Regions from separate parts of the Homo sapiens genome. Here region 2 is linked to region 1. Evidence: chromatin loops called from intact Hi-C (ENCODE). Cell type or tissue: PC-9. All regions are shown on one strand.

What was found. Hi-C counts contacts between places; a loop is a spot of excess contacts. Peaks named below come from ENCODE experiments on the same cell type or tissue, not always from the same donor. Only the 100,000 strongest peaks of a DNase experiment are listed, where the experiment ranks them.
Region 2: it touches region 1 in a loop (7-fold over the local background); 9 of 110 quality-filtered maps call a loop at or near these places.

What each region holds. Positions count from the first base shown.
Region 1 is chr6:39,300,783-39,305,782 of GRCh38, forward strand. It overlaps KCNK17 (potassium two pore domain channel subfamily K member 17), which reads right to left. Exons shown (of 5, transcript NM_031460.4): 3 at 3,713-3,873; 4 at 3,175-3,349. Among named protein-coding and RNA genes, the nearest start is that of KCNK17, 11 kb to the right of the region's middle. RefSeq lists silencers at 1,003-1,102, 3,096-3,255 and an enhancer at 2,243-2,542. In PC-9, CTCF peaks have their summits at 1,054, 2,590 (motif pointing left) and 2,794; a DNase peak (open chromatin) is centred at 2,559; H3K4me3 peaks cover 268 bases.
Region 2 is chr6:39,183,389-39,188,388 of GRCh38, forward strand. No RefSeq gene overlaps it. Among named protein-coding and RNA genes, the nearest start is that of KCNK5, 44 kb to the right of the region's middle. In PC-9, no CTCF peak of the experiment used is centred here; DNase peaks (open chromatin) are centred at 1,683, 2,013 and 4,543; H3K4me3 peaks cover 1,185 bases; H3K27ac peaks cover 4,761 bases.

The DNA.
Region 1 (5,000 bases):
CTTATGGCCTCTCGGCTCCAAATGCTCTTCATTTTCCATTTTTCTTGGCCTGGTTACCTTCCCTCATCCTGCAGACCTCAGTTCAGACATCACTCCCTACAGACCACGTTGGGTTCCTCTGTTACACGTGCTGCTTTCATGGCCTATGTGTGTCTGCTGGGAAAGTTACTTCCTCATCTGTAAAATGGAGACAGTAAGAGTCCTCCTCCTATGACTGTTGGGAGGATCACATGGGCTGATGCAGCTCAAGTGCTCAGAATGGTGCCTGGTACATAACAGGTGCCCAAGATCTATAGGTGGTTGCTTGTTTCACTCACCATCGGACACCCCCAACGAAGTTGGTGCTGGGTAAGTATAGCTGAGGGAGGGGACTGATGGGAGCTGCTGTGAGTCTTAGATAAATCTTGCCAAGGATTTGCCCTATCATTTAGTACCCTCCCTGGAGGTCTGTGCTGCCTCCCTCATCAGATTGGAATCATTCAAAGGGTAGAGCTCTCCCCTCCTATTCCTTCGTCATCCTTTTCTGTCTTTGCTCCCTGTACCATGCCTCTGTCTACTCCTCATCCTGTCCTGCTGGCCCCAAGACAGCCTCTCTCTCCAGGTCCCCCAAGGCTGGGCCCCTCTCTAGGACCCCCACATGGGGATGAGGCTGCCACCTGGGAGCTGACCTGTGCTGCCTGGCAGGAGCTGGGATTGGATTAGGCTGATTGGGTTATGGGGCTATGATTCCGCTGATGGTCCTAAATGAGATCAGGCACTGAGCCGGCTCTCTGGCCCTGCCACCCGCCAGCTTGGCTTGCTCCTGGTGACAGAGGGGAGGAGGCGCTCTTCTCCGTTTTTATTTCATTTTTTTAAGCTGAAATCATAAGTGGCAGGAGACCTGGCAGCTGGCAAGGCGCTCAACTGAGCTGCAAATGCAATTGGGAGGCGCCAGGCTATGGGGCTGGGGAGGAGTAGCCGGATGGGACCTGGGGGCGGCTCTGGCCACAGCCTTCAGGCAGAGGAGTGGCTGTGAAGACAGCGCCTCTTGTGGCTGCTGATGCAGGGATGTGAACACCCAGTAGCCAACTGGTGGACCTCAGTATCCCCATCCAAGAAAGGGGTTGTCCCTGTTACTGGAGGACAAGGAGACCTGAGAGGTTTGAGGAATAGGCATGGAAGACTCTGAAACATGGGTGGTGTGAAGGGCCCAGGCTTGGGAGTTTATCCTAGATTTGCCCTGACTTACTTGCTCTATGACCTTATGCAACTCCCTTCCCTCCTCCAGGCCTCAGTGTCTCCATCTGTATAAGGAAGATCCCCTGCAGGTGAAGCAGTTGGGGCTCTTATTGTGGTGACCTGCTACGAGGCACTGCCATGACTGCAGAGGGGCCCAGGAGGTAGCAAGTCTCCATAGATGTGGTGAAGGGAGAAGCTCTGCCAACTGCAGTGGCCGCTGGGCAGGAGTGTTCTTGCCCATCCTTGCCCCAGGCCTGGGCAGTCCCTCTGGGCTTAAAGTTTGGACTAGATCTCCTCAGTCAGATTGTATTGGTAGGAGGGGGGTTACAGAATTTGGACTAGATCTCCTCAGTCAGATTGTATTGGTAGGAGGGGGGTTACAGATTTTGGACTTTATCCTAAAACTATGGGAAAACAATGAAGTTCTTCAGAGGAGCTGGGCAGGTGACATCATAGCCTTTGTAATTTTTAAAGGTCATAAGAGCCAACAGGGGACAAGGAGAGAAGCTGCACAAGTCCCTGGGTGCCATCCTTATTATGCTCTGTGTAAGTAGCAAAACTATAGGATTGTGCAGTGCCCAACCTGTGCAGCTATATGCAACAACCCTGCCTGAACTAGGGAAATGGCAGTGGAAATAGAGAAGAAATGACAGATCTAAGAATCATACTCTGAGCTGCGAGGGTGCAGGTATGGCCCTTGGAGCTACTGGGCTCAGCTGTCCTGGGACATATCTCTCTACTCTGAGGGTAAAGGTGGGAACATGACCCAGTTGGAAGAAATCTTCCCAAGAATTTCCTTCCAGAGCAACAGACCTCCCAGGATGAGGGAGATCCAGAAGGGGGCAGTGTGAGGCCCCAACACCTGACCCCTCTTCCTGGGGACCTTGCAAACAGAGGCTAGAAGGCACTGAGGGGCTCTAGGGATTGCCTCATTTTATAGGCAGGAACACTGAGGCCCAGAGAGGAGACATTTTAGGTGGCCTGGAAACAGTATGAATTTTGGAGTCAAATAGATCAGGATTCACATCTTACTAGCTGTGCAGTCTCAGGCAGATGGCTCAGCCTCTCTGAGCTTCAGCTTCCTCCTCAGTAAAATGGGGGTGACAATTGTTGCTGTAGGTTGCCTGAGGAGTTAGCTGAAACTAACTTCATTCTTCCAGGCTGGGTTCTGTCGCTGAAGAAGTGAAGAAGGGCAAGGCCTCCTCCCCACATTAGGGTCTGGGATCAGAGGGAGTGCATGAAGCCGCTTGAGGCTGGCGCGGTAGTGGTGCCAGCGGCACCTTCAGGGACAGGAAGGGGCGGTGATGAGGCTGAGCTGGGGCGCAGCCACTCCGCCACGGCACAGAATGTCCCTCCACTGCCACCTGCTGGGCATCGGACTCAGCCTGATTATGCAAGGCTGGTGGCTTCTAGGGCCCTTGTCTTGCCTAGGTTGGGTTGTGCCACTGATTAAACCCACCCTGGGTCCACTGACCATGAGGCCCTTTCTTGCTGGCACTCAGAATCTGCCTGCCAACTGTTTTCCCACAGGGCTCTGGGGAGGCTGGGGTTCCAGGAGTCTCCCGGACCCTACTGTCTGATCCCCGGGTACTGTGATCTCCAGCCCCAGAGAAGTGGGACAGATTGGCCTTCCATAGGGAGAGAGTGAAGTGGGGAAGGGAGACCCTGGGGCAAGCATGGACCCCGGAGGGAGGCGGGGACTCCCGTCATGTGGAGAGCTCTAAGCACAATAGGTGGGCCCGCGGACGTGTTGGACCTCTCCGCGTTGGTCAAGAAGGGCCAGAGTGACCTCAGACCCGTCACACAACAAAAGCGGGTAGGACAGTGTCTCCGGATTTTGGGCCCAAAAGCCCCCACATGGCGTGCACACAGCAGGTGCGCCAGCTGCGGGAGCAGATGAGTGAGAGGTATAGGCAGCCGAATGTCCCCGCCAGCCCAACCGCCAGGAACTCTCACCAATCACGTAGTCGCCGAAGCCCACGGTGCTGAGGGTGATGAAGGCGAAGTAGAAGCCCTCTGTGTAGCTCCAGCCCTCCATGTGGGAGAAGAGCAGCGGTGGCAGCAGCAGGAAGAGCAGGAGGCCCGAGAGGAGGGCGCCAGAGCCCGCCAGCCACCGCGCCTTGTCAGGATCCTGTGGGTGCAACATTGTCCCCAGGCCTCCTGAGGCCTTCACCCCATGCGTGGGAGCCGAGGGAGCTGGAGGCAGGCCAGAGCTGTCCCCAGTAAGAAGGGGGCTCTTCACCTGGTCTGTGTTCTCCAGGTTCCCTGCCTGGAGCCTGTGCCTCATGTCCTTCCTGTCTGCCCAGTCCCACCCCATCTCCACCATTAATGCCCTTTTTCACTAAGGACCCTATTCTGAGCAGTGACCCCCAATCCCAACACAACCTCACCAGTAACACTTGCTCCCACCTCTTGTCATTAGTAACCCCAATTCCCACCACAGCCCCTCATTCTAGAAGTGACCCATCCCCACCCCGTCCAGCAGCCCCCTCACCTGCCAGGTGCCCCCCAGCCTGCTGGCCCAGTGGTTTACTCCCTGCTGCATGAGATGCCCCAGTCGGTTGAGCACCACGAGGTTGAGTGGGATCCCCACAAGGGCAAAGAAGATGCAGAAGAGGCGGGCAGCCATCGTGTTGGGGCTCAGGTTGCCATAGCCTGAGGTGAGAGGGGGCACTCAGGGGACATTTCCAGCCCAGCCCTGTCCACTCACCACCACAGCCCCACTCCTGGGCCCAACCCCCAGGGCCCTCATTCTAACCCACTGTAGATGTGGGCAGCTGATACTTACCAAGGCCCTCCTTTTCTGTGCTGGGCACTGTGCAGGGCACCCTGTACATTCATTCCCTCAGTTCACCCTCGAAACCACCCTTCCAAATCAGAATTATGTGCCATATTTTACAGGCTGGAGAAGCTCTAGGAGGCTAAGCTGCATGCATGAGCTCAAACCCACCAAATGTGAGTCTCCTCTTCCTCTCTTCATGTCCTCCCTCTCTGGATGGGCAGATGGATGCTGGAGGGGGCAGAGCCTCCAGCTGTTGCACTCTTAGGATCTACTGCACCATTCAGGCTGAGGCCATGCTGTCTCCACACTGCTCCCAGCCATGCTTGGGCACAGTGGGGCACTGAAGCTGGCCATCCCTGCCCAGTGTGGCACTCCTCTTTCAACCTTTGCTCTGGGATCCCCATGGCCTGGCCCAGACTTTCTGACAGCTGCAATGCAGAGAGCAGCTCTTCCCACACCAGTCTCCTTCCTTCCCTCTCTCCTTTCATAGGTATCAGGCCTGCTTGCAGTCTGAGGCTTTTGACATTAATTCCTGCTCCTTCTCTTTTATCCTTCAAAGGCTCCCCTCAATATATCTCTTGCGCATCTAATTCTGTCTTGATATCTGATTCCTGGAGGACCCAAACTAGCACAACGGGGCTCCCTCATAAAGCTCAGTGGGAGGGAGGGACAGACAGTAAGTCATCAGCTGCCTAGGGGAGGAGGTAGAAGTTGGGGGGGTGGTCTCTGATCCTCAAGATAGGGAGAGGGGAAGCTAGGGGAGGAAAAGATGTTCATAAAAGATTCTATCCATCTGGACATTCTTTTCTCCTCCAGCTCTGCCTCCACCCTTCTTGATCACCACCACTGTCTTGTCTTATTAAAATGCAAAACTGATTAGATCATCATTGAGGTTATAACCCTTCTTCAGTCTCCTGTCTGCTGGGGAAAGTCCAAGCTCTTGCCCAGCCTTTCTCTGAGACTCGTCTGGTGCCCCCGCTTCCCCAGCTCTAGCCACATT
Region 2 (5,000 bases), 120 kb before region 1:
ACTGGGTAATAACACTGTTGTGGGATTACGTGAGATCATATGCATAAAGTATCCTGGGCAGTGCCTATAAGCATCCTGTCAATGATGGATATGGCCATTAAGGTCGTGCAGCTGGATAGTAGCAGAACCCAGGCTCTTTAAACATAGCAGGGAGAACTAGAGACCCTAAAGTAGAATGGGCTTTGATATCTGGAAGGTACGAACTTTGATGTTGCATAAGGAAAAGAGCCCCGGGTGAAGAGTTAGAAGACCCAGTGACAGTTGGTCTCAGCTCTGCCAATTATTGTGTTCGAGGGCAAAGAGTTTTAGCCTCCAGGTAGGAGATACTATTTGTGCCAGGTGGCCCAATCCCTCAGCCCACTTGGCATTTCACCGCTGCTGTAGTGCCACCTCAGGGTGCCCAGGTGTCTCTCTACCTTTCTACCTCCAAGCTTTCTCCAAAGCCCGGCAAAGGTCACATAGCTCAGGGCAAGCCCAGCCAGTGTTCCAATTATCTATTGCTGTGTAACAAACCACTCCCAGGCTTTCAGGATTATGAAAACAATCATTTATTTTGCTCATGATTCTGCAATCTGCGGGCTGGCTGGGCTCCACTCTGTATGGCATCAGCTGGGCCTGCAGTGTTCAAGATGGAATCTCAGTGGGGCCAATTCTCTCTCCATGTGCCATCTCCATGGGCGAGTTTGGGCTTCTTCACAGTGTGGGTCTCAAGGTACTTGGATTTCTTACATTGCAGCTGGCTTCCGCCAGAGCACCAAAGTGGAAGCTGCCAGGCCTTAACATGTGGGTTCGGCCAGGTGCAGTGGCTCACACCTGTAATCCCAATACTTTGGGAGGCCAAGGTGGGTGGATCATGAGGTCATGAGGTCAGGAGATCAAGAGCATCCTGGCTAACATGGTGAAACCCCGTCTCTACTAAAAATACAAAAATTAGCTGGGCATGGTGGTGGGTGCCTGTAGTCCCAGCTACTCGGGAGGCTGAGGCAGAATGGTGTGAACCCGGGAGGCGGAGCTTGCAGTGAGCCGAGATCGTGCCATTGCACAACAGCCTGGGCACTCCAGCCTGGGCAAAAAACAAACAAAAAAACAAAACACACACACACACCCACACACACACACACGGGTTCAGAAATCACAGGAATCACTGCCATATTCCATTGACTAAAACAGTCCTGGGGGCAGCCCACATTCAAAGGGAATAGACTCTGCTTCCTGTTGGGGAGTGGCCAGTTCATTTTGCAGATGAGAATGTGAGTGGGGAGATATTGTCGCAGTCATCTTTTGATAATACCGCCTGTTGCATCCACATGTATGAAAGGAGGGTGGGGATGAATTTCCCTGGGGCCATCCTTAACCAACAAGGGTGGAATTGGTGGATAAATGGTCCCTGTCCTTCAGATGGACAAATCTGAGGTGTATTCTACAGGTTTTTCAGGGGAGGTCTAGTGGGATTAAGCCCCAGTTGCCCACAGTTGAAACAGCTCTAAAATGAACATGTATGACCTTTTCCTCTTTCCCCATGTTTACCTCTACATCCCTTTCTGCTACTTCTTCTGACCATCTCCCAGTTCTAGCCTTAGGCCTTGTTTTCCTGGAAAATCAAACCAAAACATTTATTACCTCATTTGGAAAAGGCCCTTAAATTGAGGCCTGTAAAATATTGCACCTGGCTCCCTGCTGTTGCGTAATCCCACCCAGGAATGGGTGTGAAAGGGCTTTATGAACTGAGAGGCTGGGCCCGGTGTGCAGGGTTGCTGGGAGCAGAGGTAATCCTGAGGGAACCGTGGGGACTGGGGAGCTGCTGGGTTGGGAGGCCCAGCTCCCGGAATCACCTGGGAACAGTAAGAGGTGAAGATGGGGAGATGGGGCAAGTGGAAAAGGGGGTGCCAATGACAGTGCTCCCTGGGGTGGGGAGAAATAAGGTGTGCTTTATTCCAGTACTGCCCTGCAGATTCAAGTGACTTGGCACAAGATAAGGTGACTCACCAGGCCAACTCAGCCTGCCACAAGGGCCCTCAAGATCATCCACCTGGCCTTGTGGGGACTCGCCCTTCTGGAACAAGCCTTGCCCCCTGATTTGGCCTCTGCCCCAGGAAGAGAGGGACTGAATTACCAGTAGGAGGGGCCAGGCCTCTAGTTCATTTACCCTCCATTTAGTAAACATGGAAAAGCTGGGCCCCTCTCCACACTGGGCTCCCAGGAATCTGAAGGTGGACAAGCTACTCCCTGTGCCCTTTAGCGGCTCCCAGTCAGGGGAGGAGGCATAAGACCAGGAGGCAGGGAGCTGGAACAACATCAGAACAGCTCGGTGGGAGAGAGGCAGCTTACTGAGGAAGGGGCTCTGGAACACAGAGGAGGAGCACCTGGCCCAGAATCCGGGAGGGCTACAGGTAATTGTGGAAGTCTTCCCAGAGAAGGTGATATCCATATCTAATCCCACTAGGTCTCAGGACTTACCCAGGAGAGAGAGAGGAAGGGCATCAGGGCAGAGGAAACAGCAACGGCAAAGTGGCTGGAGCCCAGAGAGGTGGGAAAGGAGAGGAGGCTGAAGAGAGAGGTGGGGCGGGGGGGAGGGGGTGGAAGAGCAATGGGGAGCCCCTGAGGAGTTTAAAACAGAAAAGAAATGGGTCAGGTTTGAGTTTAGGTTGCTGGCTACAGTAATGGCCAGGTAGAAAGGGAGTCAGTATTAGAGGCAGGGAGACCAGCAGATGGGGCTCATTCATTCATTCAACAAATATCTGTGGACCCCCTACCAGGTGCCAGGCCCTACGCTGTTGTGGGAGATCCAGGTGAGGGGCCAGGTGGCCTGGACCCTGGTGATGGGGCCATGATGGATAGACGGGACAGAGATCTTAGGGAGGGGTTTTCACTGTGAAATACATCCTGACAATTCACGAGTTGTCATTGGTTCCTGGACCAGTTGTGCATGAATTTGGAAACCGGGAACCTGTTATTTCAAGAATGGAGAGATGAATGGCAGAGCTGAGACCAAACCTCAGGGGCCTCATTTCTGGAGGCCCCACCCAGAGCTGTGCAGCCCAGCTTGCCTGTCCCTCCCCACCACTCTACCCCAGACTTATGAGAGCTTCAGATGCAATGGTGGCTGCTGATTACCTTGCCTGGCTCTTTCCAGTCAGGAGGTGAAACCCAAACATCCTGGTTTCTCTTCATCACCTCTGGCAGGGAGCTAAATGTCTCCTCCAGGATCATGCAGGAGATAAGAAGCCCAGCTGGGACCCTGAGGGTCTTTCTGTGCTCTCCTCCTTGTCAGATTAGACTCCTTGAAGGGAGACGCTGTCTCTCACCTCCATCAGACTCTGGGTTCTCTGAAGATGTCTCCCCTGTCAGATCAGAAACTTAGAGGGTAGAATGAGGAATGAGAATGCAAGTCAGGGAAGCTGCTTTGCTGCCAGTTAATAGTTGTTTCAGCTTGGAAAAAATCCTATATTTGCCTCAATTTCCTCATTGTAAAATGAGGATAATGATACATAGGTGCTCAGTAAACATTAGTGGAACAAATAATGGAGAGCCCAGGTGGTGCTGGTGGAGAGCAGGTGCTGGTTTACTAGGACAGCGGAGAAGCCTGCTGGGAATGGAGCCCTGGGGCCTATGAAAGGAGGAGTGCTGCCTCCACGAGGACCCCAGCAAGTCGCCAGATCTCACCAATCCAATTATCTCTGCCTTGCATTAGAAATACAGCAATGACGGCCGGGCACGGTGGCTCACGCCTGTAATCCCAGCACTTTGGGAGGCCGAGGTGGGCGGATCACCTGAGGTCAGGTGTTCAAGACTAGCCTGGCTAACATAGTGAAACCCTGTCTCTATTGAAAAATACAAAATTTAGCTGGGCGTGGTGGCTCACACTTGTAGTCCCAGCTACTCGGGAGCTAAGGCAGGAGAATCACTTGAACCGGGAGGTGGAGGTTGCAGTGAGCTGAGATCATGCCACTGCACTCCAGCCTGGGGAAGAGTGAAACTCGGTCTCAAAAAACAACAACAAAACATCAATGACTTCAACAGAAGGATTTCCCTGCTAGTGTTATCTCCAGTGACTTCCCACCCATCTGCCACTCCTCCGCCACTCGCCAGCCTCCTCCACCGGCCCCACTCCCATCCACCCTATAGCTCCCCGGACTGTGATGGAATGTTCCCCATGCCTCCACATGGTACCCCTCCCCTGCTCATGACCCCTGGGGAACTTGAGGCCTCCTGGGCCCCACCCTTTGCTCTAGCTGCTGCCCTACCTCCCATCTCTTACTCAGAAAGCTCCAGACTAACCCTGGCCACAGTGACCCAAGGCCACACCTCCACCCAATCTTGGGTCTGTGCTTTATCATCTGTGAACACAGTTCTGCAAAACTGTGCCTCAGTCCAGCTGGGTGCCCTTAGGAAGTCATGCTCCCCAAGCTCTCGTCTCAACTGTAGATGGGCCAAATAACCTGGGCTATGTTTGTCAATGGGGTTTGTGAACAGGCCAAGTGCTGAATAAAGGTGGGGCTTACAGTGTTATGGAACTGTTATTGCCTTGAGGCTGAATGTGATTAAAGCAAAACCGGAGAACCTTGGACCTGTGTGTGATGGCAGGAGAGGGGTCGGGGGGAGCAGAAAGAGGGCAAGAGGGAGTGATGTTGGCAGAGGGAGGGATGGTGTCGTTGCAGAATTGGCTGGTAAATACATATAATCCTTTGTAAACACATCCATGCCCTCATGAAAAATGTGGTTCACTCCGGAAATCATACTTTTTTTTTTTTTTCCAATGAACTCAGAAATCATCCTTTCTGGTGCTGAGCCCTGAAATGGTCATAGAAGGGGCCAGTCCCCAAACAGCTGAAGCCTGACAAAGCCTCCCTTTAGACAGATGGAGACAGATGCCCGGCTGAGCCTGGCTCCATTCTTCCTTCACATTCTTTCCAGTCCACAGTGCCCACGCTCAGGCTCTACATTTCCTGCCCACCCCTTGAGTTGAGAAGGCTTGAGCTTCGCTCAAGTTCTCTGGTCCA